2 separate regions of the Mus musculus genome follow, and region 2 is linked to region 1. Evidence: chromatin loops called from intact Hi-C (ENCODE). Cell type or tissue: heart. All regions are shown on one strand. Each heading gives the region's core, and the rest is flanking DNA. Links, peaks and the distances in the headings are about the cores only.

Region 1 (7,910 bases), core at 1,393-6,392:
TGATCTTCCAATACAGTTCCCCGTGTTGTAGTGGCCTTCAATCATACAACTATCTTTGTTGCTGCTTTATAACTGTAACATTTGCTACGGTTATGAATTGCAATGTAAATAGCTGCATTTCCATGCTCTTCTGGGGGTTCACCAACCATAGGTTGAGAGCCACTGTTGTAGAGAATTCACTCATACTAAGCATAATAGTGGTTCTTAGAAGTTAGTCTGTTCCTAAGAGGGTTGAATGATGGGATGGCATTACCAAAAGATGTCTTCTTTTATTCTCCATCAGCCCTTCCATCTTGACTACAGGCAGCTTAAAAATGAGTTGGGCATATCTTAGTGGCCAGAAACCGTGGCAATCAGGATGAAATCACTATCAAAGCAGAAATAACAAGCTTTGATAAAGCCATCCAGGGAAACACAGTCCTGAGAGCGTCCACACACTCGTCTGGACCCTTATGCCACCAAATTAGACTGGGTTTGAAATGAGAGCTCTTGCCGGAAGCCGTGAAATGTTGATCCCATTCTAAGCCCCGGGCTTCTCATCTAGACATGGTGGCCTGCTCACAGATCGCCATGAGGGTTGCTGGGGCTGTGTCTACTTAGGACTTGCAACTGTCATTTTAAGTCAGAGTCAGAGTCTGTTGTTTAAATGAGACTCTCGACCATGCATTTGTGGTTCCTTGCTTTGGAGTATCCGCTGCAGGCTGCTAAGGCTGAGTCTTCACAACTTCCCCAGTACTTGCTTGGGTACAATGAAGAGATGGCATGTGTACTTTTCCGGTGTGACTAGTTCACAAGTATCCTCTCATGCTAGCTACTTGTCTTAGTTAGGGTTTTATTGCTGTGAAGAGACAACATGACCACGGCAACTCTAATAAAGGACAGCGTTTAATTGGGGCTGGCTTACAGCGTCAGAGGCCTAGTCCATTATCATCATGGCAAGAAGCATGGCGGCAGTGTCCAGGCAGACAGGGTGCAGGAGAAGGAGATGAGAATTCTCCATCTTGATCCAAAGGCAGCAGAAAGGGACTGTGTGCATGTGTGTAGCTTGAGCATATATAACCTCAATACCCACCTCCACAGTGACCCACTTCCTCCAGCAAGGCCATACCTCCTAATAGCGCCAGTCCCCATGGGCCAAGCATTCAAACACAGGAGCCTGTGAGGCCCAAACCTATTCAAACCACCACAGCACCTCTCTGGGTTTTGCTTCTACGTCTATAAAATGAGAACAATGTCTGTTGTCCTCGTGGATGTGTCACAGATGTTAGATAGTCAGTTAAAAAGTGGACCCAACAAAACTCAATGCAAAGTTCAAATTGGGTTGGCTTTATTATTGCCACGGGATCTGAAACAGCAACAGGGGAAACATGTGACAAAACCACTTCAAAGGTAGCCTTAGCCATGAAGAACGAAGAACTTGGAATCAGCCAATCTAGGCTTGGCAGGGACTGTGGCAGGATGAGGGTGTGTGTTTTTGGACAGGTGACCGCTATACTCAAGGTCCCCACTGTTGTTGTCTGTGAAATGAAGGTACTGGTTGTAGCTTTATGACTCTGTGTGTTAAGACTCCTAGGAACTTTTAACACTATTTTTTTCAAACATGGGGCTAGAAAAAAAAATCCTTGTTTTAAAGCCTCCTGGAGTCATGGTGCCGAGGAGGTGGACTGAGAAGCTGACCACTTGCCATTCAGAAGAGATTATGGTGGTTAAAACGAAAGCGTCAGTGCCAGGCGTTTGACACCATTTGAGGTAGGCAGACAATTAAAACGGGTTGAAAGCAACGATTCTTGATTCTGCATATGAGAACCACTGGTTCCTTCAACATTCCAGAGCGACTCCGAACCCCACTTATCTGTCTGGAATTACTGCTCCGAGGGTTGGCTATGTGAGCAGTGGTTTGTCAGCCAGACAGCATACAAGGCAGGGGTGTGTGTGTGTGAAACACCTCCAAGGCCACAGCTACCTCTTTTGACGGCAAGTTTTTCCATCTGGGCTTTAGCTCCTTGGTGTGTCTGAATGCCGGCTTCTGGGACTGCTCATGATGTAAGTTTCAGCTCATAGTCTAGAATGTCATCCTGAAAGATGATGAGGCTCAGACCTGATCCATGGAAAGAGTTCTGGGACTAATTAGTAATGTCTGCCATGCTTAGGTGTGGTAGGACCAGTGTCACATAAGTGCTGTCCCTTCAAGGCATGTTGGAAGCTCCTTTAGGGATGGATATGTACCCTCCACCAGGCAGCAGATCAAGGATTGGGGCCAGTCTTGTTTCCGGTGTCCTGGAAAAATGTTTTTCCAGCCCTCTGGCAGGTTCTGTTTTATTCTCTTGGGGGAAGGCTCATTCTAGTTAAGTGAGCAGACAGAATGGAAGAAAGGAAGTCTGTTGATCCTGCTCCACAGTCACAAGACAGGAGCTGCAAGATCAAGAAAGCTGGGAATTCTACATGTAATTCCACAGAAACTCCAATGACGACCAGGCAAGGTGCCCCCTGGCCCAGCAGAGGCAACCACAAACCACAGACCTTGCCGGGCTGTGGCCAGAGGTCGTGACTCCAAATTCCCTGGACACAAGTTCCTTGGTAGGCGTCCAGGGATGGCTCTGGAGACTTTGCCAGTCTGTTTAAAATTGGGGCTGCCTCTCAGTTATCCGTGCCGAGGAGCAGAGCATCTGAGGTCTGTTTCTCTCCAGCTCTGGAATGCGATTTATGCTTTTGTACTGTTGATCTGCTTTCTCCAGTGATGTTGAGCGGTTCAGATTTAAAAAAAAAAAAAGTGGAGGGGGTGAGGAGTGCTTTTTGCAGCTCTTAATGTGTTTTTCATAGCCAGCCAAATGTCTCAGAGCCATCTTCCTTTAAGCCTGTGAATGGGTACCAATAGGATGTCTACACCTGTGTTCTATTGTGCTTTTACTACGTGCTCCGTGGGCTCCTGGTCGCTGTGTCACAAGGGGTGGATTCGGAAGTGTGCTGGGCAGTGTTGGGAGAAGGGGCCAGAGGCCACACACTGTCTATGAAGAACCACGAAAAGAATCCGTGAAGGACCTCACCCACCCACGGAGTAACCCCTGACTTCCTTTGTTCCTTCTGCTTCCTGTGTTTTCCAGTGGCTGCACTTGAGCTTTGCATACAATTAACTTTCAATTACCCCGAGGCTGATTAGTCCGTTTGCAGATTAACCCAGGTGAAGGCTCACCTGGGTCTTCGAGGTGCTCTTCAACTCAGTCGATCTTGCTGATTAATTAGTTGGTTATGGCTGATTGCCTGCTCAGGGAACCTGAAGCCCTGGGACTGGGCTACTCAGAAGAGGGGAGGCTGATGGAGGGACAGCTTTGTCTGAGTGTGTTGACTCTCTTTAGCCAGAGGATTTTCACAGACAGTCATAGAAAGCTCCAAATTCTCTAGCCACAGCCCGAGAGGTTCAGACGTACCCTGGGGTCCCGCTGCCGATCGCTTGCTCGCTCGCTCGCTCCACCTTTTGTTTCAACCAACACACTTTGCAAATTGGGGGATTTAAGTTGACCGCAGGGTGCTGTGAAATTTGAAAGGCATTGCAATTAAAAATCTAATCTGTTGAAATTAGTAGACCCAGTGTACAGCAAAGGGGGCTGCTGTCCCCCCTCCCTCCTCAGTCTGTTAACTCCCTCCAAACGTGTAGACTGACAGCCCCCCCCCCCCAACACCAAGCACTCGATCCCGTCTGAGGTCTGTAGAGGTCAAAGCCATGGTGATAACTGGGGGGGGGGGGGTGCTGTCTGCAAAGAAAGGTAGGTTCCAGAAAATTCTAGTCTTCCAAAGATGATTGTTTAGAATGTTCGTGATGTAGATCTCGTTGTTGTTCTCCCTCGCAGAAGCTGACCACCTTTGCCTGAGTCTCCCTTGGGTGAAAGAGCAGAGAGATATTTACTGGCCATACCATACACAAGGTCAGAATAAATTCTGTAACCTGCAGTCAATCTTTCACCATGTTTGGGACCAGTTCAGTTTGGGCAACAGATAACTCCAGTCTTATGGATAAACTTCGAGAAAGTGTCCATTGAGGAATTGGGTGTGGGGATCACGGTGGGGGGGTGGGCACATGAACACCATATTTCATGGGGTTCTGTAGGTGACCCCCTTACTGCTTCAGTAACACTCTCTGGAGTCCCCGACGTGTCTTTCCCTCTGGGTTCTCATTTCAACATTCCCAGACCTTCATGTCATGGCTTAGTTAGCATCGCCGCCTCTTGCTAGCCAGGGCCCTGAGTTTCTCTGGTCCTTCGTGTTTTCCCAGGGCAGTCAGTGTGTATGTACAGTCTAGAGATCACATTCTATTAACACAAAGAAATCTGCTTGGGCTGCCTGGTTTTGCAGTCACGTGGAGAGCAATGTGTTTCTTTGGTCCGCCAGCCTGCAGCTCTCTGTGCAAAATACAGCAGAGGGCTGGGCACTGGGCCAAGCTTACATTTCACTTAGGAACACACTTTCGAATCACTCCTTGGCAGAACATCCCCGGTGGTGTCTATTTGGGGAGTAAGTTAGAGAAGTGTTGTTTTTCTCTCATGAGTGTCAGGAGATAGGACCTTCAGAACATGTTTTCCTTTCCCTGCCCTCGCATCTTCAGGGTGCCCAGATAGCAGTGGGATCCAGGAAAAGGCAGCAACAGCCGCAGAAAGCCCCCTTTTGTCCCGAGCTGCCCTGCAAAAGCAGGGAGCACAGCCCTGGGCTGCCAGGGATAGAGAAACTTAAGGCCAGGGTAATAACATCAAAAGCAAATTTCTGCATCTCAGGGGCAAAGGAGCTACTCTCCCAGATAAAGCAACATTGTTGTCCAAATCTTTCTTTCCAAAAGATCTGAGACTTTCCTAAGGTTGGGCCTCAGCCAGCCAGGGAAGGAAGTTACTCCAGCGAGCCTTTGGAATGGCAAATGCTAGAAAAATAAACAAACAGACCTCTTCCATTCCCTTCTCTCTCCCTTGTCTATTTTTATAGCCCCCTCCCTCAACGCCCCCCACCGCTCTAACCCCGGTGTTCTTTAGCCCTCTGCAGCACCCTGCCTGCTCCTTCCAGACCGCTCCCTTCCCCACCTCCATCTTCTCCAGAACCACGTTCACTAGTCGGCCTTCTGTAAAACAAAATGCCTAACTTCAAAATGAGGGCTCAGGAGACAGGAAGTCTAATTCAATCTCCCCCTGTTGCCTCCTCTTGTTCTCTTCTTGTAAAGTCACTTGAAGCCTACCATGAGGTTGAACAATGAGGTTGCTTTGGGAATTTCGAACCTCCTTGAGAAAGATCAGAATAGTTAAAGAAACATTTGCTGGCGTAGTCAGGACTTCTCTTTTCCTAATGAGCTAGACCCCTCTCGTGAAAAGAAACTTTGTACTTATCAACATCCCTCTGTCCCATAATCAAGCTTTGCTCTCATTCTAGTATTTGACATTTGGGAAGGCTGGGCTTTCCGTCAATACTGTGTGGCCAAGCGGCAACTGATGGGGGCATAGAGACCCTTCTCCGGCTGCTGCCTCCTGGACCAAATAGACACTGGGACCCCACCCCACCCCCTTGGAGAGGATGCCTAGACCCTCAGAGCCAGGCTGCAGCTTCCTACCGGTCAGCTCCTGCTGAAACCTTTCCTTACTTTGTAGAATGCAGGTGACAGGGACCCATCCACCGCCTGGAAACCTGTTGGTAATTTGCTTTAAAAATAATGCCAGGTTCTCACACTGGCTGCTGGGTGCGCTAACTCAGCAGGGAGGGAAGAGAGCGTTACTTCACAGGATAGCACCATAGGGAGGTTAGGTAAGGTTACCAGAGAGATGAAGTCACCTTGCACCTTCCAAGAGATCTGCAAGTCTTGAGGAATAGCTAGCGGGAGTGCAGAGCCACACCCCCTTCCCTTTCTATATCCCACTGGGATAGTTTGAAGTCCTGTTTTCTTTTTGGAGGAGGCTGGCGATTAAGCACACAGCACCATACATCGCAAGCATACACGTTGCCACTGTGAGCTCCAACTGCAAAACCATCACTTTTTAAATTTTATTTTATTTTATTTTTTTGGTGGAGGACTGGAGGTTGGGGGTTGGGGGTGGGAGCTTGGCAAAGTCTCTGAAGGAATGAATAAGTCGGTCACCTTCATCAACATCAGGTGTCGATTTTCCACTGTGACTGTGTGGATTCATTTCTCAGTGTCTTAGGCATGGTGAATGAATACCTGGCTAGTTATTGTTTGACACCTAGGGAAAGACTCTGGACTTCTACCCCCCACTTAAGGAGTGTTTTCTGTATGTAATTTCATTTTACAAATAACAGCGTATATCTTTGTAACATTAGGACAATTATTATTCAAGACTATGCCTAGACTAAGAGAATCAGTCTTCAAGGTTGTAAGACCTGATTGTTGAGCCTTTCCTCTCATCGGTTGGGAAACTAAGCTCACGGGATTTTTGCCTTTTGCATAAGGAAGGATTTTTGGAAGTTGATCCAGGTTCCCACAGCTCTGGACACTTCCTAAGGAGACACTGTCAATTCTTTGTCACTAAGACTCCCTCACTTGTTTTCCACCAGAATAAGTAGCCAGGAAACATTAGTTGAATGAATGAATGATGTATCAAAGATTCGACTTTGTCAGAATGACTTTAAAAAGATGCTTGGGCTGGCAGGATTTCTTTTCTGACGTAGTGGGTACAGCTTAGCCAGTGGGTCTTGGAGGAGGCCAAGTGTAGCCTCCCCCAGCTGATGCCGTGACAGGCTCTAGGATTCTTCGCTCGCAGCACTTCACAGGTTGCTTTTCTTACGTGTCATTTTCATGTGATTGGTTGTATAAACGAGCAAGAATGAAGAGACCTTTCAGAGTAGAGGATTTAGATGCTTTCAAAGCCACTTGGCAAAGTGCTTTTGTATCAGAAGCATAAGAACTCAGTACCCCCTAATATCCATATAAAAAGCTGGTGCAATCATACATGCTTGCACACACACACACACACCATCAAGTTACATTTCTTTGATTAATAGATGAAGGTAAGCATGTCTCTACAGACATGTTAGTTGCAGCTTCTTTGTGTGTGAGATTTGACTGTTTACAAACTGGTGAGTCTCCCCACACCAGTCACCAGTTGCCACTGAACCAGAATCGCTGAAGAGAACACATCACAATCAGACCAGGCACTACTGCAGCGTTGCCCTAGGTAAGAGAGCTACCTGCATCTTCCCAGTGCCCTACACTCTATCTATCCATTCTGAGCCTGCCATCCCATCCCGTGCATGCATGCCAGAGTTGTTAGTCTTTCCCATACGCACCATGCCTCAGTTTCTCTGTGTGTTAAAGAGAGGAATAGCCCTCTTACTTCTAGCTAGAAGTGAATCATAACATTATCCAATCGATATTGCAGACCCGTGTGAACCAAACTACAGGCCCAGCCTTAAGAACTTTAGTTTTTATATATATTTAAAAAAACATATTTCATTTTGAAGACCAAACTGTGATGACTCCACCTCTATTTTCCTGAGTTTTAATCTATCCTATACCGGCCCTTCCATTTTATCAATAAACAAGCCTGGTTTTAGCCAAATTTGTGGAAGTCTACATGCCCTTTGTTTATACTGTGTGAAAGGGCAAGAGGCGGATTGGCCTGGAATTCTTCTGTGTTTCACTCTGGGATGCAGAAAGACTCTTGTCTTGAGCCATATGTAGAGATGCTCTTCTCAGTGAGCCAGAGGAGCGGATATGTAAAGAAGCAGAGCCAACTTCACAGAAGGGCCCAGTGCAGACTCGAGACACAAGAGCAGCTTTTGCCCAAGTGTCCTTAGGATGGCAGTGGAAGGACCAGTGGGCATGATGACTACACTGGATAATAGCTGGTCATCATTGTGCTCCGAAGCCAGCGGACAGAGCTTTCCTTCCCCCGAGGCATCCCCCCACCGCCTGGGAAAGCCTTACT
Region 2 (7,910 bases), core at 1,943-6,942, 150 kb before region 1:
CATATTTAAAATAATAACAAAGCAAGTAAATTCTGATGTGATGTAGCATAAAGAGAAAAATTCTTAAATCATGTGTTGGACAGACTCTGTGGGTGGCTCCCATGGTTGTGTTTCCTATGTTAATGGTCTGGTATCATCCCCTCCCGTGGAACATGTTCAGGATGTGTTGTCTGCTTGTAGCCAGTAAAATGCCTTCCTGGCGACAGGACATACCTGATTACATTGCACAGGACTTTAGTGTCTGTTTTACACTGGGCTTTCTTACTCCTGGAAGGGTTCAAAGAATTCAACTGCTTTGTTGGGAGACTCACAGGGCAAGGATCTGAGGACAGCCTGGCTGAAGCCTTCAACCTTCCCTAGCCACACCACAGATAAGCCCTCACTCATGCCCCCCACACAGTGGGAGCCTTATGACATCTTACACAGAGGACTCCCCTGAAGCACTGCCAGGCTCCCTCCCTGCAGAACGTGGGGGGCTCTGTGGGTATTGTTTACAGTAGCTGCTGTGTGTAATGACTGATGACACCCCGAAAGAAAACTGCACTCCGCGTCTTCTGACTCCTGGGTGAGGAGATGACCGTTCTAAGAGCAAATGCAGACTTCCTTGGGAATTCAAAATTGTCTTCTATGGAATGAGAGAAATTATATTCTTAAGGCTTTGAATCAAATTTCAAACTCACAAGTTACAAACACCCTCTGTGTTCCTCTCTGTGTAACCGAGGGAGGTGTGAGAGGAGGAGAGTAGGCTCTCCGGGTTTAATTAAGACCACAGCCTCCAGAAGCAGACAGCCGCTGCTGTGTGAGAAATGCTGTCATGAATCGTCCCCAGAGACACAGCCTTCCACCTCACCATGTGACAGTGTCTCAGTCAGCTCAGTCCTCCAGCACCTGTCACGGCACTTGACACATGCCTGATGCTCAGTGATTGGTGAATGAACTCCTTAGGGAGTCATCTCACCCAGAGCCGGTAAAAGTCACCTTTCCCTGCACGGACACACCCTTCTTACCACCTGGGGGGAAAGGGCGACTCTTTGTATACAAGGAAACAGACAACTCCACTGTGCACATACAGAAAGGACTGATGTGCTCTTATAAAGGAAAAGCCCTAATATGAAAGTGAGTCATTACCCGGTCCTCTTTATTTCTTCTTGGTCTGCAGAGCTGTCTGTCGCTTTATCTGAGCTTTTGCTGCAGAGCTCGAAGGTGCCACCAGCCTGTCAGGTTCCCAAATGATACTGGCAGGATGGATGAAGGTGCAAACCTTTTATAATCTGACAGTAATTCAAATGCCCTTATCTTGTATTCCTTTTGTCCTCAGCGTCCTTCTCTGAAAACCCCCCACTGGAAGCAGCATTTTAGCATTATTCATTTGTGTTTGGCCCCCATGAGTGCCTGAGCTTTATACCTCATTATTAGCAGGTTGTGAAGTTTTAACAAATACCCTCTTTCATTATTCCTAATTGCTTTCTTGGACATTGTGCATTTCAAATTTTCAAACATACTAAGCATCCATTAGCTACCATTTCTTGATACCTTACTCTGGACAAGGCACCTGTGGTTGTCGTCATAACAGATGCAAGGGTAAAATGAGCTATATGCTTCTGTCCCTTGGGGAGCTAGCCATGTATGGACAGAATCAAAGTATGTATGAAAACAATACAGCTATAGCGTAGAAGAGACACTGAAGAGTCTCAGGTGTTCATGGATTGGAAAGGAGAGAAATAACATCTGTCTCCCGTAAATGCTATCTCAAGTTACCACAAACTTGGTGTCTTCAAACAATACAGATATATTCCCATACAGTTCTAAAAGCCTGTAGTTCAAAATGGGTCTCTCTAGGCTAAAATTGAGATTCAGGGAAGCTTCCTGCTCTTCTGGAAGTTCCTGGGGATTTCTTGTTTGATTGGTTTGGGTTTTTGATTTTTCCTCTTCTAGACTCTCTAGCTACTTACACTGCCTTTCCATCTTCACAGCCAGCTGGTCAAGTGCGGCTTTTTACACAGCACTTCTTCATTCCAGTGCTGGACCTTCTGCTGCTGGCCCCCAGTTGTAAGACTCTTCGCCATCACATTGAGCAAATGCAGACCTTCTAGTTTCAGGTCAAATGACCATCCTTCGTATATAATATGACAGAGCCTAGGTTCTGTGGACCAGGGAGGGAACAGCTTCAGAGGCATCGTTGTACTTATCCTGGGAACAGAAGGAAGGTTCATGGAGAGGAGTAGATGGTCCTTGAAGGACGAATCGAATGGAGGTTCATGAAGGCAGAAAACAGGAATTGCTGTGTAAAAGAAAGGAGTGACATAAAGTAACAGGATAAAATGTAAGGTTAGAAACAAGGAAGAAATTTTTTAAAATTAGTTTGCTTACAATTTGATTCAGCAAATTATCTTTTAGGTTTGATGACCTTAAAAAAAAAAAAAAGGCCCTGTGCCTGTGTTGCAACCACTCAATTCTTCCATTGTAGCAGGAAAGCAGTCATTGGTAATAAGAAATTGATAAGGTGTGTTCCAATAAAACTTCATTTAAAAAAAAATGGGTGATGGGCCAGATTTGGTCCTAGACTATCATTTTTCAAGCCTTCGTCTTCAGCACAAATAATAAAAGGAAGTAATTGAAAATAAGTTAGGAGTTGGCTGTGAACCTTTGTAAACACCTGGCAAAGTGTTATGAAGGCTTTTTGCTTAGTAGACAGTGAGGAGCTACTGGCGCTTTTGAGCAAAGAACGGGTGTAATTAGAGCTATGCTTTGGGAAGTTCTGTCTGCGCAGGAGTAGGCTGTTGATTGACTCTTACTAGGTTCTTCATCCGGTGCCTTAACAGCTAGTTGATATGCTTGTCACCCCGACTGTATCTCCTAGCCATAGTCATCTTTCTGTAGTCCTTCAGACATGCTAAGCCCACTCTTATACCAAACCTGTGGCCGTGGCCCTCCACCTGCCCATAATGAAATCCCCTTCTTCCACAAAGCTTCTGCCTCCATTCCATTCCCTCATCCCATGCCACCTTTTGATCACCATCATGACTGTCAGTCCCTCGCTTTTTCTAACAGGACTTGCTTGCCACCCAATGCTTCATCTTCCCATTAGAACCACTTTATCACCAGGAGGGATGCAGACTGGACCTTAGCCATCATCGGTGAGGACTAGGGAGTAAATACATCAGCAGCGTCTCGGGAGTGCTCGTGCCAGAGCGCATAACAACTGAAAGAGAAGCTGGATCCATGGAGGTTTCCAAACTCTTATCAATCAAGGATGTCAGCAAATAAAAAGACATTTTTCAGGAAGAAGGAGCCCAAGTAGGTGAAACACTGAGGAGTTGGTAGATGTGTAGTGAGGGTTGGGAGCAGGCTCAGGCTGTGGAGCTCTGGATGAGAGAAGAGGTGTGTGTCTGTGATAGCTGAAGCCCTGACACCCAGAGAACGGATGTGACAGAAGGAGAAGTCCTCAGAGACAGCTCAGAAGAGACAGTAGAGGATCCAGATGGGAGCACTCAAGCTGGCAGAATTAAATGAAGAGCTGATTACTGGGTAGGGGATACTAAAAAGGAGAGAATTCCTGAGGAACGATTATCAGTGCTAAATGCTGAGATCCAGGAGACCACATGAGAAAGGCTGGACCGCGAGCGTAAGCATCTTGACCTATCTGTCAGAGCCCAGTTCCTGTAGATGGCGAAGGGCAGCAATACGCTTCACCAGTGCTGTTTCCAATGTCAGTTCAATCTCCTGTGATTCATAAGGCATTTCGGTATCTGCTGGAAACTCATTTATAAATATCAGCTGTGTAACCGTGATGTAAAAGTTAGCAAGATCAAGGAAGACGTTATAGAAGGCTGCATATTGAAAGGCTGCGTTCCAGATGCTTCCACACATACGGTTCAAAAAGGGACAAACGCATTATTACACTACATGTGTACGTGTCAAAATATACCACATGTCATAAGTATATAAACTCAAAAATAAAAAAGCTTTATAAGGGTCACCTGAACCTACACTGTTATCTATAGCATATGCTAAAAGCTACTAGATTTTAACAAACTCGTGCCCAGGTCCAAATTCCTGGGACTCTGGAGAGCTGTGCTCTGAGAGCTGTCAACAAGTTGACATTCTCTGCATTCACACTCTCTTCTAAATTGAGAATTGCTAAGATAAGAAGGAAAAGCTTAGGCCAGCAATATTTTTACTCTGTCTCCTGCTGACATATGAGTGGTGTTAGACTTTTTGTTGAAAGACTACAGAATAGAATAAACCATTAGAAACACTTGGGCCTGGACCACCACCAAGAGGGAGTTATGGTTTGAAATCTTTGGCCCTTGATTTCTACTTTTCAAAACACTTTTACAGGTCTTGTTGTTGTTGTTGTTGTTGTTGATGATGATGTTGTATTTTAAAGGTATAGTGGTTAATAACTCAAGACCCATATGGCTAATGTTCAAATCCCACATCTGGCTGTTAGGAGTTACATGACCCGAATGAGTTCTCTGATTTGTCTCTGCCTCTCTCCCATAAAGTGGGGAAGCTTTTCTGTTCCAATACCCACCATGCAAGCAGAGTTGCCAGGCCAGGGAGTCAATTTGATGAGTAAAAGTGCCCGCTGGACAAATCTGACTCAGAGTTGAGGTCCACAGAGCCCATGGACGAACTAGACAGGACAATGGTTCTGTGATCCTAGCACTCTTACAGTGAGATGGGATGCGAAATAAGAGAATCTTCTAGAAACTTGCAGGCAACTGATCCCAGTGTAAAAACTATAGCAGCACGGCGTGAGAGCTGCGCATTCAGTCCTACAAACCTACATGCGTCAAGCCCACCCGCATCGTCTTCTACTGAGACGGCGTCCCCAAGGGCCAGTTCTGGCAGTTTTTCCATCATGAGCTCCTGGCCATCAGAGAGGCCTGCATAAAGCTGGAGAAGGACTCTCAGCCAGGGATCACGTTCATCGTGGTGCAAAAGCAGCACCACACACACCTCTTCTACACAGACAAAAACGAGCGGGTTGGAAAGAGTGGAAACATTCCAGCAGGCACAGGAATATCACCCACCCCACTGAGCTTGACTTCTACCTGTGTAGTCATGCTGCACCCAGGGGACAAGCCATCCTTCCCACTAGCTGTGTCACACCTACCCGTGCTGCACACGCTCTGTGTCAATATCTGCACCAGCCTACTATGCTCACTTGGTGGCCTTCCGAGCCAGGTACCACCTGGTGGATAAAGAACATGATGAAGCAACGGACGAGATCACCAAGCGCTGGCCAAGGCGGTCCAGGCCCACCGGGACACACTGCGCACCATGTACTTTGCTTGACCTGTTGTATTGTTTAGCAATTGTGTACCAAGTTGGATTCACACGAGACCAGCTACACTCAGGCCAACAGATGCCCAGCCCTTCTGTGACAACCAGCATCGAACATGAGACGTCTTTGGTTTTATTAGATCCTTCGTTTTCCAGGATGCCTTCCGTCCCAGATGTCAGACTTGCATTTTGAGCTGCAGGCCTGTATGAGATCCCAGTGTAGAAAACATGGTTTGCCAAACCTATAAGCTGCTCACTGAGAGTCCCATTTCCTAAAAGCAAAAAACCAAAACAACAACAAAATGTCCTAAAACCAGTCTATGAACTCTCGGGGCTTTCAAACACTTTAATTTGTTTGCTCGTCCAGTTTACTTCTTTTTCCCCTCTGATTCTCAGTGAGACCAGTGGGCTCCATCTAGCCGTGAAGGCTCTGAGCATGAAAGCCACACCATTTCCACTGGGTTATAAAGCCTGGCCCTAAGAAGCTGTCACTAATGTTGAGTTCTAAGGGATGCCATGCGCCCTGCAGCCCCAGGGCAAATGGCTGCTAGGTCTCCACAGTGTCTCTCGCCCTCCACTGCCTGCCCTCGAGGCCTGAACAGAGGCACAGTGGCCAAGGCGATGGTCACCTATTTACAGCAGTGACAAGTCTGAGAGATTGGCAGACACGTGCCATTTTGATAAAAATTTATTTAAAAAGAGAAAAAATATATATACTGACAGTCTAATCAGAAGATTTGTCCTGTGGGACTATGACATTTATTTTCCAAAGTTTCTAAAGAATACGGGTCTATGGTGATAAATACAGTACAATCCGTTTTTAACTGTTAATGTCTTTAATGTAAGAGAAGAATATATGTACCTGGTTTGCTGTTTAAAAAAAAAAAAAACAAAACAAAACACTATAGCAGCAAACTAGAGATCCTGCCTGGAGTATCGAGGAACGAAAGGACCAACCAAACCCCTAAGGGTTGCCGTCTGATCTGACCTTCACAGACATGCAGTAACAAATGCATGCCCTCACACAGGAATGTACACACACATCAATACTTTTTTAAAAAACAAAGTTGATCCCATCTTCTTCCCACCTTTCCAACCATCATGATGCCGGATCTCCCCTATGTGCCATTTTGTTTCTTTGCAAAGTTTCACATCTCGTTTGCTATTTGTTATCTATTGCTCCCATGATATCCTGTGGCGTTGCCATTTTTCTTTATTTAAAATCACTATAAATGAGTTTCATTTGCACATGCAATCTAGATTAGAAGCTACCTTGGGCTCCTAGAACCAAGAAAGCAGGAACCCAGTTTCAGAGCGGCATGGCACCGTGCCCCCTCATAAAGTCAGATATGGCCTGGATCTCGTCTCAGAGAAAAGAGGATGATAAACTAATTAAGGCATTTTATTGTCTGTATCAGAGTTATTATCCTAAAAATCCATTAACTATATAATGATAACCAAATGGCTGGATGGGCCGTTAACAGTAATATGTCCCTTGGGGATCCACACAGCACTGTGTGTGTGCCGTGTGCAGACGTGGTGATAAAAGTGGTTCTGAGACTAAACTTAAGTGCAAAAGTTTCACTGATGAAGATTCTGTGGGAGAACAGGTTTCTTCTCTCTGTTTCCTGAAAGGCTTGACATTTTTTTTTCTTTTTTTGGTTTTTCGAGACAGGGTTTCTCTGGGTAGCCCTGGCTTTCCTGGACCTCACTTTGTAGACCAGGCTGGCCTCAAACTCAGAAATCCACCTGCCTCTGCCTCCCGAGTGCTAGGACTAAAAGCATGCACCACCACGCCCGGCTTGACATTTATTTTAAGCTCAGTGTCTTTAAGTAAAAGGACGATTAAGAGAGATGGTCTTGCTAGCCTTTTGGTTTAAAACAACTGGTCAAATAGTATTAAACAGCAGAAAATGGCCAACAAAGATGGAAGCCTTTCCTGGCTTCATGGCTGGAACGGAGAATAAGCTCTCCCCATCAAACGTAATGGGATCTCGGGGTGCAGCAGTTCTGCTTTACAATGTGTCCAAAATCCCCCCTTGATTTGAAGTGTTTGCAGCAGTTTGTTCCTCTCCTTTTTTACTCAGGAGAAAATATTTTTTTTTAAGTAACAGATAAAAAAAAATAAGAGTAATCAATAAAGACTTTTGTTAACCTTGGCCTTCATTGAAAATAGTCTATCCTGACTCTGCAATATAAGTTTTTTGACCTTGGACCTGTCTGTATTGGTAAGATACTGCAAGGTTCTGTGGTGTGTACTTGTAAAATACACTTTTCTTTAAAGCTCTCTCTCGCTCTCTCTCTCTCTCTCTCTCTCTCTCCTTAAGTAGTTGGTGAATTGGCATTAACTTGAGGAAACAGAACATTTCAGGTTTTTCTAAGTATCTTGCAGTACATCAACCCCCAAAGACTTCCGTAGGAAACACATTGACCCTTTAAAAAAAACATATATATGTGTGTGTGTGTGTATGTATGTATGTATATATATATATATGTATATATATATATATAAATTCAATAGACAACATATTATTTTATTGAAAATACAACCTGCTCTCATACATTACATCCAACCACAGTTTCCCCTCCACTGCACTCCTCCCAACCTCGTAGCTCTT

Evidence for each region. Hi-C counts contacts between places; a loop is a spot of excess contacts. Peaks named below come from ENCODE experiments on the same cell type or tissue, not always from the same donor. Only the 100,000 strongest peaks of a DNase experiment are listed, where the experiment ranks them.
Region 2: a loop joins it to region 1, with 2.6 times the contacts of the local background. A loop is called at or near these places in 2 of 42 quality-filtered maps.

Annotation. Positions count from the first base shown.
Region 1 is chr11:90,366,301-90,374,210 of GRCm38, reverse strand. The region is part of intron 2 of Hlf (hepatic leukemia factor); the gene reads left to right. Among named protein-coding and RNA genes, the nearest start is that of Hlf, 21 kb to the left of the region's middle. In heart, for the core only: no CTCF peak of the experiment used is centred there; DNase peaks (open chromatin) are centred at 2,310, 4,420, 4,930, 5,680 and 1 weaker place; H3K4me3 peaks cover 1,650 bases; H3K27ac peaks cover 3,065 bases.
Region 2 is chr11:90,514,171-90,522,080 of GRCm38, reverse strand. The region is part of intron 16 of Stxbp4 (syntaxin binding protein 4); the gene reads left to right. It also overlaps the pseudogene Gm11511. Among named protein-coding and RNA genes, the nearest start is that of Gm34850, 45 kb to the right of the region's middle. In heart, for the core only: no CTCF peak of the experiment used is centred there; no DNase peak of the experiment used is centred there; H3K27ac peaks cover 1,598 bases.